Regions from separate parts of the Mus musculus genome. Here region 2 is linked to region 1. The links are chromatin contacts, found by Hi-C in ENCODE. All regions are on one chromosome and are shown on one strand. The core of a region is the stretch at or near the end of the contact, and the rest is flanking DNA. Distances in the headings are between cores, read along the strand shown. Region 1 holds the start of Hmx2 (H6 homeobox 2). Region 2 holds the start of Edrf1 (erythroid differentiation regulatory factor 1).

Evidence for each region. Hi-C counts contacts between places; a loop is a spot of excess contacts on that map.
Region 2: a map of v-Abl transformed pro-B cells shows a loop between it and region 1 (4-fold over the local background). The contact joins the promoter of Edrf1 here to the promoter of Hmx2 in region 1. A Hi-C loop is called at or near these places in 3 of 37 maps with a recorded cell type or tissue (heart and v-Abl transformed pro-B cells).

Annotation. Positions count from the first base shown.
Region 1 is chr7:131,551,827-131,559,363 of GRCm38, reverse strand. It overlaps Hmx2 (H6 homeobox 2), which reads right to left and starts at 5,071. Exons shown (of 2, transcript NM_145998.4): 1 at 4,790-5,071; 2 at 1,350-3,937. The coding sequence starts at 5,057. The coding sequence ends at 3,384.
Region 2 is chr7:133,633,111-133,639,979 of GRCm38, reverse strand. Edrf1 (erythroid differentiation regulatory factor 1) reads right to left here and starts at 2,305. Exons shown (of 25, transcript NM_178115.4): 1 at 2,057-2,305; 2 at 865-1,073. The coding sequence starts at 2,167.

The sequences.
Region 1 (7,537 bases), core at 3,822-6,321:
CTTCTTTTTCTCTGTCCCATCTTTTTGAGACAATCCCTTTTATTTTGAAATTGTTGCATGAAGTAGGAAGTTGTCTCTAGTTTTAAACTACTTAACTTTCAAGGTACATTTTTAAAAAAAAAGAAAAGAAAAGAAAAGAAAAATGATCTTGCCGGGCAGTGGTGGCGCAGCCAGCACTTGGGATGCAGAGGCAGGTGGATTTCTGAGTTCGAGGCCAGCCTGGTCTACAGAGTGAGTTCCAGGACAGCCAGGGCTACACAGAGAAACCCTGTCTAAAAAAATAAAAGTAAAGAAAGAAAGAAAGAAAGAAAGAAAGATCTTATGTGTGCACAGACTCTGAACTAAATGCACTTAAGATTCCTGACAATAACACACACACACACACACACACACACACACCAGTCTTTTGTCCTGATGATGGTTATTATGGCTAAAATATTCTGGTTGTCTTCCCTCTCCAAATAGTTCTAGTATGTGGTTCTTTCTCTCTCTTCTCTTTCAACAAATCAATGGCCAAGTTCAATTTTTTTTAATGCATTGAGTTGTTTTGCATTCTAAGTTTAGCCAAATAATTTTACCTCTTGACTTATTTGGTTCTCTTTCCCAGTTGTTTATTTAATTCTATTACTGTTTCCAGATTCTGAGCATAAATTACCTGCTAATAAAATCTAAGCATATTTCATTATCCCATGTGTGTATGATTCAGGCCCCTCTGGCCGCACACTTGCAGCCCAACTCTATTTGAGTTTTAAGAAACGTCAATCTTGTAAATCAAGTTTAGAGCCTGAAAAGAGATGGACTATTTTGCTGATTATTCAAATGAATTGCTAGACTTGAGATAGGAAATCTGGCCACAAGCAGAGTCTTGACCATTTTACAACACAAATGTAAAGTAAGTATGTGTGTGTGTGTGTGTGTGTGTGTGTGTGTGTGATATTCAGTTACCTGTTGCAGTGGTGAGTCGCCTGCCACAGCTAATGTCTGGGTGAGTAAAGAGAGTCAGATATATACCACATGACAACTGCGGGAAATGGCATTCCCTAAAATATTATGGGCAAACTCAAGTCGTTAATGCCGACAGTGACAGGAGGAGGAGGTCACTACCTATGGAGAAAGCCATCCTGAAGCAAATATGATGACCCAATACTGTTAAATCCATCACCGAATTGTAATCTGCTGAAAGGCAGATCAAAAGCATCCGAACGGAGTATGTTTTTTTACAAGACAGTCCTCTGAAGTAATGTGGTTGTTTCTGGGTGGAACACTCAAAGAATGCTGTCAGGGAAAGAATGTAGAGAGGTTATCTGGAGTGAAAACTACGGTGACAGAAAAATACACATATCCAATGAGCAATTGAAAACACATATTTAATAAGTAAGAAGAGAACTGATAGGCCTCTTTGTGTTCTCCTTTGGACCACCCCAAATTTAGTGTAGGTTCTTAGCACATGTTGAGACCTCAACAAATACTTATTGAGGTGAACACAGCTAAAATAAAACAAATGTAAGCAAACCAACCTAGTATTGCCCGGTGCATTCTTGTGTAGCATCCATCTAATGTCACCTAGGAGGAGTTGCAGGTTTTATAAAATATAATGTGTTAAGAAAAAAATAGGCAATATCAGAGCAAATCTCTTCTGCCAGGCATATTTCACGGAATGATATGGGCCATGTAAACGTTTACATTCTGTGAATTTCTACAAAATGCAAGTCATTTCGATGCCCCCTTGGCTCAAAGAGACCGGTCCCTCAGGCACCAGGTTTTCTTCTGAAGAAAGAAATAGATAGGGCCTTGGCGCTGCAGACTCCTAGCTCTTTGCACCCTGATCAACCACTGAGGGGAGGCGGGCTGGACCTAATAACTCTACCTGAGGCCTCCTCCAAGCTCCAGGCCCATTTCTGACATTTAACAAGGAACAGGTGGATGCTATGAAAACGTAGAGAAAATACAGTGCTGTGATTTGCATGATCCTGACGAAGCAGTTCTCCGGGTGCAGAGCCTCCCTAACCCTGCATGGAGGCAGGCAGCCGGGCACTGCAATCCTCAGTGCTCAATTCAGAAACAGCTGCTGCAAGTTAGCCAGTGATCCGACCTTTTTGTCATTCACGGGCAAATTTAACAACTACAAAAAGAAACTAGGGAAGCGCCCGTGTCATCTGCTCCACGAATCCCTCCAACGAAATCTGACCCTTAGGCATCACTTCCCGCTCTGCGCAGAACTCTCGCAACTGTGTCACCAGCGGGAGACCCCTGCGAGGGCTGCAAGCCAGTCGCCTGTGGCTCTGGAACCCAAGCGGACGCTTTCTCTCACCCCACGTTTTACTCCGCGCAGGAGGACGCCAAGAACGCCAAGAGCTCCGGCCTTTCGCGGCGTGCCCAGCTTTCGTCTAGCCCAAAACAGCCCAGTATCGGGGAGATGTTCACCTCCTTGCTTGGCTCATTCCCAGAGGCGACCGGGTCAGCAGCCAGGCTCCTGGCTTTGTCTTTCGCTGCGCGGGGCTGTGGATCTGGATTCCATCTCGAGTGCACCCCAACCCGCACACCTGGGTCGTGGGAACTGTGCTGTTCCTGTAAGCAGCCCCAGTCACGTGCTGCCTGGGCAGCCCCAATATCCCGACCTTTAACCTCTGAGCCCAGCCCCACCCACACGTGGTGAGAGCAGAACCTTGGGGGCTGAGGGAGGAGACAGAATCCTGCATGCTCTGGCAAAAAAAAAAAAAAAAATCCAGAAACTCCTCTGCCGCTGTCTCCTGGGACAATCCATCCCTCCAAAGTTAGCAACCATGTTTAAAACGTTTTATTTTTTTCTCTTTAAAAATATTTACAGATCTGTACTCTCCTCGTTTTGCCCCTACCCATCCTCAAGATGAAGGGAATAAAGAGAAGTGATTAGTTCAACGACCAAAGCCCTAGTTGGTTCGGCTCGGCTGAGCTTGTGTCCTACCACATTTTCTATATACAGGTGTATATATGGGAGAAAGACTGCCTGGTTCTGTTGGTGGTTTTTCTGATGTTTTTTTTTTTTTCTTGCTACTGGTCAAAACCGACCTAATCAAAACCCCACTTCCCACCACCACCCGAGAGCCTCCCCTTCCAAAATAGTTTCAAACGCGAGTTGTTTGGTTTTGTGTAGAAAGCAGGTGCTCTGGCGTGAGGAATGCAGATAAATACTCAAAACAAAACAAAACAAAATAAAACAAAACAAAACAAAAGGTAGGAAAGAGGCCATAAATAAGACATAACGAATACACATGGTGTATTTCTTAATATTTCTGGACACGCGCCGCTCTGCTCCGGAGCTCTGCGAAGGATCCCGACCGCGCCGGGCTATGCAGGCAGCTGCAGGCGACCAGGGGCGTCCCGGGAGCCGGCGGGCGAGCATGTCAGTAGTCAAGCTTGTTGTACAGGTTGTAGAGCGGTAAGGCCGAGAGATTGCTGCTCGGGTAATAAAGCGGAGCCGGGAAGGCCAGAGAGCGCGGCACCGGCACTCGCAGCAGCGAACTGTCCCGAAACACGAGCGGCATGCCCACGAGAGTCTGCGCCGACGCGTGTGCCATGTTGGCTGCCTCAAGCTCGGCTGAGAGCTGCCGCTTCCACTTGTTGCGGCGATTCTGGAACCAAGTCTTAACCTGGGTCTCGGTGAGCTGCAGGCTGGAGGCGAGGCAAGCGCGCTCCGAGCTGCTCAGGTAGCGTTTCATGTCGAAGGTAGACTCGAGCTGGTACACTTGGCTGCGGGAGAAGACGGTGCGCGTCTTCTTCTTGGCCGCTCCGGTTTGGCGCTCCGCACCGCCGTCCCGTGGCCGCTCCGGGCCCGGAGAAGGCGAGCCCGCCGGCAAAAGCCTCTCCTTCTCTTCCTTAAAGTCCGGGTGAGAAGGAGAAAGGAATGGCGTGCGCTCCGAGGCCGCAGGCCCTGCGCCTCCGCTGCCCTTGGGGGTACCTGAAGAGTGAGCACAAACAGAATGACCATGGAGTTGATGAGCCTTAAAGACTCTCAGCTCTGCCGGGGACAAGGAGGTTGACTGATGCCTGCATCCTTGATTCCCCTATTGCTAACCCTTTCCTTTTCTACTGCGTCCTGCTAGCGCCCAAAGTCCAGAGCCTCGGCCTTTCAAAGCAGCAGAAGAGGGTTCCATATAATCCGAGCTGGAGGGTCTCCTTCCACTCTTATAAAAGTAAACGTGGTACCGGGTCTGGAATGGGGACATTAACACCATTTTTTAAAGGTGATTTTTGCCTTTGAGGACTGAGCTCTACAAGGTAGCATCATTTTACAGGCCGTTTTCTTTGAGAGTCGGGCTAATTTTATTCATAACTCCTTGGCTGTCCTCCGTTAGCTTTTACCTCTCTGAAACTCAGCACTGTCAATCATTTTAGAGTACTAATCACTTCGAGAAGAGGCCGAGAGGAGGGAAAAGACATAGAGCCTGCAGGACTGACAGAACACCCAAACCAGACCTGCAGAACTAAGTCAGGACAGAAAGTACCCGGCGTGCGAAACCATTTTGGCCAGCATTGTGTACCGCCCGCAGAGTTCCTGGCCCACTCTGGTTCACCCTCCTTCCCCTTACCCAGTCTTCCCCTTACCGCCCCAATATTCCTCTACTTCTCCCCAGCGCCGGCCCTTCCGGCCTTTTCGAGAATGCACCATGGGTGCGTAGTCCCCTCCCCTTAGCCTGGACCACTAGCGGCCCGGCTGTGACCCGGGGATGCCCTGCTCCGCGTCTCCGACAATCACACACCGCATCGGCTCACGCTCACTCGGGCCAGACTCCCGACCTGCGATCCTTACCCAGGCAAGGGAAAGGGATGGGGGTATGGTGCTTAGGGCTTGGCTCCTTGGGGCCGTGCGGATCTGGGCAGAAGCAAGCCGGAGCCTTCCAACCTTCCTCCGGCTCCTCCTCCTCCGAGGACACAGACAGGCTGCGTTTCCTGGCTGGCCACCCGGCGGGCTCCCGCGGTGCCTCGGAGGGGCCCCCGCCCAGGATGGACTGGATGGTGAAGCTGGAGACGCCACCGGCCGCCGGACATCCCTTCCCCACATCTTCCTTGCTGCCCATCCTGGGTTCATAAGAAATCGGAGGAAACCAAGAACTCCCTTTAGAGCGGGGCTGGGTGGAAGGTGGTGCGGGCAGGCGGGCGGGGGGAGGGGCGGGAGGGAAAGCAAGGGGAGGGGGCTACGAGGCTGGCGAGGCGTCCCTTCTGCTCCAGGACGCGCAGGCACCGGACCGCTGTGCGCGGGTCCCTGCCGGCCCGGCTCTGGGTGAGCCCGCCCAGCCCCGGTGCCAATGTCCCTTCCTCGTTTGACAACTCCACCGGTCTCCAGCGACGCGGAGGCTGCGCGGCCTCATTTGCATAGAGGTTACCCGGCCGCGGCCAATCGCAGCGCCGCGGAGCGGCCCCGGAATTTTTTAAAAAGCTGGGGCCGAGCACGCAGCACCGGGAAGCTCCGGGAGCAAGCCTAGACGCGCACTCGCATCAGCTCTGTCCAGCCCGTAACATCTGGGGCTGAAGGCAGCTTAGATTGCAGCCTGTGTTCCTGGTCTTTGCCTTGCCTCTCCAGAAACGAGAACAGCGCCCGGGGTCGAGCTGGTGGGGCTCTCTCACATCCAAGATGCACACCATAGGCTGCTGCCACCCTCCCCAGTCCTCAACCCCTTCTAGCCTCTTGGGAACTAACAGCGCTCTACGAGTCTTCTCCCGCTGCGTTGGGGATTGACAGTATGTGGCTCTCCGCTGGGAGACACAGGAGCAAAGAAATTCTACAGCTCTGGACCTGAAGACCCCGCTGACTAAAGGGGGCAGAGGATTTTGGAAACAGAGTAGCCCCCAAATGTCCCGAGGTTCCGGCTCACATTCCAGCAAACGCCATTTGCACTGTGTGAACTTGAACAAGTCTGGTCCCAGTAGAAGCATCCCTGCCCCCTGGCAAACTTCTTAGTGTCGCCTGCCCCCATTCTCTGGTTGTGATGATGTGTCAGCTAGAAACCTATAAACTCTCAGAGTGCAGAATAGTTATTTCCTAATCCTTGACCGAATACCACACAGCTCGCCTTCCCACACTGCAGCTAAACTCATTTACTTTATTTTGCTGGTAAATACTGGCGGTCTCAAAATGGCTACGCTGCTTCTGGAAGGAAACGAAGTAGGTAGGTATGGGGACTTTTTAGAATTGGACAGGATCCTGTTAAATATAGGTAGGGTGTCTTTGGGCAAGATATGTACACTTTCCACGCCTCGTTTTCCCCATCCTAAAATTATTTGAAGTGTTGCTTTCCTTTCAGAGGTCAAGGTACAGCTTTATAAAACCTGACTCTCTCCTTCCTTCTTGTGGCCTCTCCCTAAGCCCTGACTCTTGCTTGTTTAATCCCTAGAGCACCTGTTACCTGATCTAGAGTCATCTCAACAAAGCAAGCAAAGGGATTTGAGGCGACAGTTATCTACACAAGCTTTATGGAAAGGAACGAGACCCAAAGCTTCCAGCCAAACCTGGCTGCACCCTTAAGGTCCCAGAAACCCTGTTCCCTTCCTTAGACACATGCCAGAAGATCCAAGAGTGAAGAGAGACTGTAGAGTCGGTCCCCACAAATGTCCAGCCTGCACCGTGACGGTGCAGTTCCTCGCCTGCACCGCTCCCGGGTTATTGAGTAAAGCGCTTATAATATCATTAGCCTCACTGAGTTACCGACTGCGGCCCTGCCCGTGGCAGAACTCTCCCTACTTAACTCCTCAAAGGGCTCGTTAATGGGCTAATTGATTAGGGGTCGGTGGCGCAGCCGGGACGGGGCAGGGGAGGGAGCGGAGGGCCAGGAGGCTGCGCGCCCAGGCCCGGGAGGCTGGCGAGGGGCAGGTGCCGGCCTCCGTCACCGCATTAACCTCTTCAGGGCTCTGCGGCGGGGTCGAGACACATTACAAATGGTCAGCTTTAATCATGGTGTCAGCTCATTAACCCGGAAGGACCCGGCGCTGAAATACAATTTGTGCGTCCTGCTCTGCGCGGCCCTGGCACAAGCTCCGAAGCCTCATCACAGCAGGTCCAGCGCGCTCCCGCGGAGGTAGAGGAGGAGATTCCAGAAAGAAATGTTCAAACTCATGAACTAACCCTTGGCTTTTCAAAAGCACAGTTATCTGGGCCGTGTCGTCGAAGCTAGAGCCAAATCAATACCACAAGAGGACTGTCTGGCCAATTTGAGGATCAGAGCCAGCTACAGAGATTGTAGGAAAATCATAGTGGAGGAGAAAGAGTTAAGTCGTTCTGAGCTAGAAAGGATCTGGGGCTGTGAACGTGTTGGGGACAGCTCATTTTAACCACAGCAAACGTGACTCAGATCTTTACCGCCATTGTACAGAAGTGGAAACTGAGGTGCTGAAAAATAAGAATTTAGCCAAGTAATGGAAACAAGCTTGCGGTCAGGGTTGTTTCCCTGCCGCTACTGTGCTCTTAGGAGAGAATGGGAAGAGAAGCCGGCAAAAGCGACAAACTTGGAGAACAACAGCCTTAAGAGTTAAAGAACCCCCAGAGATTCCAGGGCTCAAAATG
Region 2 (6,869 bases), core at 1,056-3,555, 2.1 Mb before region 1:
TGTAATGAGATCTGATGCCCTCTTCTGGTGTATCTGAAGACAGCTACAGTGTACTTATATATAATACATAAATAAATATTAAAAAAGAAAAAAATCTAGCACAACTACTGAAACCAACTCACCACATTTAATACAATTAAGCCATTTTTAAAATAGTCGAAATATGTGGTCATTTTCAGACTTTTCACAGTATCAAAAATGCTACATCAACTTGTAAGCAAAGCTATTACCTTTTGAGGCACTAGGATAATCTCTAAACTACTAGCTCAGGGTATTAATGCATTTGTGGCTCTTTCTGTGTTATATAAAGTTTTATATAAGTTATATAAAAATGTTTTAAGTCCAATCATTCAGGGGAGGAAAAAGAAAACACGGTTAAAACAGCCTACAAGAATATAGACACAGCATAAGACTCCCAAATACTCACAACTTTAAAAACCACCAGTAGAATTTCCAGTGTGGGTCAAGGGTGTAGGTTACCCAGCATTTGGGGTTTTAAACCTCAGGCTTTTCCAAATACTCCATCATATTTAATAAACACTCCAAAGGGCAAGCCGAGCAGCAGCTTAAGTCTTGCCCCTCGCATACCATCCTATTTGCACATATGAAAGCAGACACAACAGGCTAAAACAGCTGATGAGCAGTCAACGTGTACACGTTATCGTGACATGCTGCAGCCTGGAAGAAAGCATGTACCTCTGAAATCTTCTTACTGTACCATGGACTTTGGATGACAACTATATTCTTTTACTAAAAATATCTGAGCAAGTGAACATGCATCTCCAATTGAACTGCGAAGCAGCTTTCAGAGCTTCGAGCCGGGGTTGAGAGGGAGGGAAAGAAATGCCAGCGATTAAAATTTACCTTGAAAACGGCTTGCTTTTCTTACTATTGCCAAGAATGGTGGTTCCTGCTGGCCCTAGTTTGGCACTCTCTCGTAACCAGTTGGCAGGTGGGAGTTTCAAGTCTGTTTTTTCTTCGAGACGTGCAAACGCTGTTCGAGGAGGGGCAGAAGAGTATTTTACCACAGCTCTGCTTTTCACTTCGTTGCCTCCAAGAAATAAGGCCGATCCCTAAATAACATATGGAATGAAGCTTTAATGAACACTGCCAGGAACGACAATCTCACTTTCATAAAAATGAATTAAGAACCCACCAAATCAGGATTCACAAGGAGCCTCAGCTGCGTGTCAGCTCTAACACTTAATAAACAAGCTTAAATTACGCTTACTTAGCTGTTTTTCACGAAACTAAAAAAAAAAAAAAAAAAAAAAAGGATCAATCAAGAAGTGGACAGGGGCCAACCAACCTGCTTTTTAAAAATCTGGGCATAGTAGTTGCAAACACAAGCTTCAAGCACTCTGGAGGCAGAGGCACAAGGGCCAGTGCAAGGTCTACGTCCAGCTTGACTGCCCGGTCTGCATAACCAGTTCCACACCAGCCAAGACTCAACCCGGTACGATGAGTCACAGAAAAATGTAGACTCAGAAACTAAGTGCGCTCAACTGTGTCCTGTCAACCGCATGTAAAACGAGCAAGACTTCTGTACGGTTCTAATGGAATATTTTTAAGTAGCATAAGTCAATGACAAACGTCATTTGCAGGACGTGTTTATTTTTACCAAACACACAGCGATTGATCGGTAAGCTCATCGCATCCCATTCTACATTAGCTCCGTAGCTGACCCTACACCCACCCGGGCATGCTCAATGTCTGGACCCGCTGTTCGACTCTCCTTCGAGAACCCTTCCAGGCGTTGCAAATTCTCTGTGCCCTCCCTGGGTCCGTCCCTCTCTCCTCTGCCTGCCTTCGGCGGGCTGTGACACACACACACTCTATAGCCCGTCCACTGGCGCCGAGTGCGAAGCCAGGGGTGTTGCGCATTGCAAGCAAACGCCTGCCTGCACACCCGACGACAGGCTCGCCTGGTGATTCATTCCGTACTAGAGGTGCTAAGGAGGCGTGGAAGAAAGTTCCAGAAGCCCCACGTCCCCCTCCCAGGCCCGCAAACCCCCCAAGCCCCTGCAGGTCGCGCTCCGCCGCCGCCGCCTCTCACCTGTGCAGAAGGCTCCTCGGAGTCCGCCTGGGACAGGAGGCTGAGCCCTCCTCGGGCGGCCGCCCCTGAAGGAGAAGCCTCGGCTCCTGCTTCCTTGGGGTCCCCCATCATTTCCGACCCTGGGGAGGCGACCAGACGCGCGAGCCCTGGAGGCGGCGACAGGAACGCGGGCCCAGAGTCGCAGGAGAACCTCAGAGCGAGCGACTCGGACACTCAGCGGCTCGCACTTCCGGCGGCTGCCAGGAAGAGCTCGAGGTAGCGCGATGAAATCTCGCGAGATTCACCCAAAGGTCCAGCCCGTCCTCCGGCTCTGGCTCCTCCTTCGCGGTCCGGGCAGGAGCTGCCGCACGCCGTTGCCTGTCACACCATTAGGGCGGACACTTCTCGCGATACACGCCTCCCGGGCTCCTCCCCCTCGCTCGTGGCCGGTCTTTGTTGGCAAACAGTTAATGAGACTTGAGTCAAAGTCGCGGTGGCTGGGGTGGGGCGGTGCCGCCTTGGGTATTCGCGTAATCAAAGCTGGTGGCATCAAGGCCCTCGCAGGCGGCCGCTCTCTTGGGGCTTCTCCGAGTTGCACACGCGCGGGGACCTCCGTGGGTCTCAGCACCCTCAGATCAGTGGGGCTGAAGCAAGGAGAGAGAAGCCATCAGTCTGTTTAATCGGTTTCTAGGCAGCGCTCATGCAGCCCTGGCTGGTTTCGAACTCGCAAAATAGCCGAGAGTGACCTTGAACTTGACACTCTGCCTCCAGCTCCCGAGGGCTGGGGTTTCTTTCTGCCCGAGGATGGAACCCAGGGCTTCGTGTAGGCTAGGCAAGCACTCGGAGCTACATTTCCACCCTGCACCCAATAACAGACAAACTGCTACATTCCTCATAAAACATATATATTTGAGGTAAAAGGTTTTGTTTTATGTCGAGGTATTACGTTTTGGGTTTTTTTTTTTTTTTTTTTTTTTTTTAAATGTGTTTTGAGTGCTTTGGCTGCGTGTGTGCATGCAGTGCCCGCAGAAACCAGAAGAGGGCATCAGATCTCCTGGAACGGGAGTTACACGCAGTTGGGAGTTGTGGGCTGTGGGTGCTAAGCTGTGTCCTCTGCAAGAGCAGAAAGTGCTCCTAATGGCTGAGCCAGGACGGAGGTATACGTTTTCAGTTTTCAGTGTTTTGGCCTTTGCAATTATTTAGCCATGCCAGGTTATAATTTTCCTTAGTCTCTAAAAACCCAGTAACTGAAAAACTTTAGGAGTTCTCGGAGAAAGCAGATGCAGTCTGCAAATTGCTTTCATGCAAAACAAGACATTTTTATGAATTAACTTTTTGGTGCATATTTTGCAGATCCTTACTTTAAAGCATGTTTTGTGATTTTTTTTTAAACTACTCTGTATTTAGAGCCAGTTTTTGTTTGTTTGTTTGTTTGTTTGTTTTGTCCTTTTCGTTGTTTATTACATCAGAGGCTAGCAGGCTCGTCACATAAAAGCTTGTGCCAAACAAAACTGAGGGCCCGAGTTCCATGTCATCCCTGGACCCCACTGTAGAAGGAGAGAACTGACTCTGGAAAGCTCCCCTCTGGCCGTCACATGTCCTGTGGCATGAACACACACACAATAATAATACAGAGATCTGAATAAGACCTATGTAGCTAACACAAAAAGATTAAACTTTGAGTACTTAAAAATAAACCCTGTATATCCATTAACTCACGTTACAGGAATATTTTTTTTTACAGGAATATTTTTAAAAATTAAATTGCACATCATAGTATGTTAAATGATAAGCAAATATTTAAAAAGTAATATGGTCCCAATTTGAAAATCCATCTGTTTCTGAAATGGAAATCTCTGGTTGTTTTTGTGTCTCTAAATGAACAGATTCATGTAAGAAAGAAATGATTTACATTTAGTCTAACATTTTTCTATTTTTCTTTCTTGTTTCATATTTAATTTTATTAACACTTCTACAAATATAAGTTAGGTTCTGATAACCTTACAGTTTTGTCATTTATTAATAACGATGTATCAGTAAGAATTTACTGAGGTAGTATAGTAGTGGGTTTTTTTTTCTTCGGGACTCAAATATTGTACAAATTTCTTGAGATGCTAACATGTGGATCCTTTTTAATGATGCTTAGTAGGAAAATGTGCTACTAGTACCCTACAAAAAGGAGAAATGAAGGAAGCAGAAGTGAGAGCTCGGTATACAGAACAGGAGTCTGACAACACCAAGGGGCTCATGAGAGCTCAGGGCTCCGGCAAGCCAATCAAGCTCCCTCCCCCCTCCCCCCTCCCCCCCCCCCCCCCCCCCCGCCGCCCCCAGACTTATGGAGGAAGGTCTGGCCAGGGGCTGGGTTTCAAGAAGCCACACACAGGCAGGGACTAATTTAGTTGGGAGAGGAGAGTGATCCCTGAGGCCTGGAGAAACCAGGCACATCTGGGTTACATAAAGTTTATACATTCCTCCAGCTCTAAGAGCCTTTCCCCCATAATCAAACACATGCTGTAGGCTTCTAAAAGTTATCATCACTGCCTCTAATGTAAGTGATTGAAATCCAGTGTTGTGAGGAAACAGATCACTCCTCCCATCATTCAAACGTTAGGACAAGAACAGCTGCCAGAATTTGCCTAACATACGTCTCCTTGGGATGGTCTCTGTCACACATGCCTCCCTGGACAGTCGCATTGGCTTTGAGCTCTCGTGTTTCCCGTCTCAGTGCCTCATGGCCTCTTTGCTTAGGATACACATGTGGAGTGGATGACTAACTTACTGTGTGCCACCACAGCTCTAAGTTGCTGGTGCTTTTCTTGTGCTTAGGATTCCTTCTCTGAGTTCCCTAGCTTACTCCTGCGCATCTTGTAGATTCCGCTCAGGTCACTCTAATAAGTCCTTTCTGATACACCCCACGTTTTCTTCACACACATCCTTGGTCCCTTATACTTGTACAGCTTTATCCTGTGTTTGTCACACACGAGAAAACAACGTTTGAATCTGCCTCCCTTGCCGCCTTTGGACTCAAAGGCCTTCGTTCTGTCTGATCAGCCTTTTCACCAGCAGCAGGCTCTGCACCTGCAAACCGAGCTGTTTAAGCCCTTAGGCAATGTAGGGGAAATTGACTGGTACTGTCAATTTTAAAGTGCTTTCAAAATGTTGGAAACACAAAAAACAATGTAGTTCACTCAAAAATATTTTAATACTCAAAATCCAGGCTAAAAATGTCTTATAAAGTAGCTCAATGTAGTGTAGCACCGGTGTCATCAATTATTGAAGTTAATATTGATGCACGGTTTGTGCCGTTCTGAAACGGTTTGTAAGCTAGAGCTTCGTAGTTTGCAAAATTTCCCTCACCATGCATGAGTCTCTCAGGGAAATGCTAGTCAGTAATAGACTGATTTCGTTACCAGGTGGTGACACATACTTTTAATTCTAGCACTCTGGAAGCAGAGGCAGGCAGACCTCTGATATGTAGTGATTTCTGGGTTGGCCAGAGATACACAGTGAGACCATTATTTTAAAAATATGCATCTAGTTATTTGTAGCATGTAATATTTTTATATTGTTTTGGAAAAAAATGTATCCTCAAATGTATTCCATTAAACACTATGTTTCCTTTTTTTAGATTTATTTTTTTATGTGTGTTAGTGTTTTATCCGTATGTATGTTATGTGCACCATGTGCATGCCTGGTGCTCTCAGAGGACAGAAGTGGGTGTCACATCCCCTGGAACTGGACTTACAGATGGCTGTGGGCAGTCATGTGGGTGCTGGGAATTGAACCTAAGTCTATCTTAGGAGCAACAAGTGCTCCTAACCACTGAGCCACCTCTCCAGACTCCCATTGAACACGAGACACTATTCAGATAGTATAATAAGTTGCTACTCACTGGTTTTTTTAAAATATTTATTTATTTATTTTATATATTTGAGTACACTGTCGCTATCTCCAGGCACACCAGAAGTGGGCATCAGATCCTATTACAGATGGTTGTGAGCCACCATGTGGTTGCTGGAAATTGAACTCAGAACCTCTGGAAGAACAGTCAGTGCTCCTAACCACTGAGGCATCTCTCCAGCCCTCCAGAAAAGTATTGTAGCAAAGACAACACTAAATTATTTTAGAAGTAAACTTTTTGGCTTTTCATTGTCTTTATTTTTTTAAAAAGACTGGTAGTTTATTCATTTATTTTGGAAGTTAACCTTTTATCCTGATACCTGCTGCTATTTCAAGGCTCACATCCCAGGACAGTCACCCTCAGTCCTCATTGCTGTTGTTATGCCCCAGCTTCAGCACGGCCTAGGGAGGCTTCTCAGGACTGCTTTCCCTCTGCCCTCTTTCCTTCAGTCTGAGGCTCCAGGCTCTTGAGGTTCTCTGTGGTTCTCTCAGTCTCCTCATTAGTGCCCCATCATCAAAATAGGCCCTGCTCTGTGGTAACCCTGTGGATCCTAGATCCCTTCAAATCAAAGGTGCATTGCCGAGATGTCTCGGTGCCTGCAGGGTGCTCTCATAATTGGAAGAATTACCGAGAGCTGACTCATGCTTGTCCAATACTTTTTTGAAACAGAGTTAGAAATCCTCTATAAAACCTTGATAGAAAGAGAACTGTGTGAGGGCTGAGAGCAGTTGTGGGTGCTGCTGAGTCTAATGGGGGAATCCAGTGCCCTTGGAGTTGCTGTGCAACTAGCGGAGGATGCTGGCCTTGGAGACTGTTAACCCTTGGTAGTGTTTTGGAATGTGGGTCTCGCTTACCTTGGGTCTTACACGTAGCCAACCCCACTCTCTGCTTGCTGAACACGGGAAGCCCTGAGCTTCTGACTCATGATTGTGC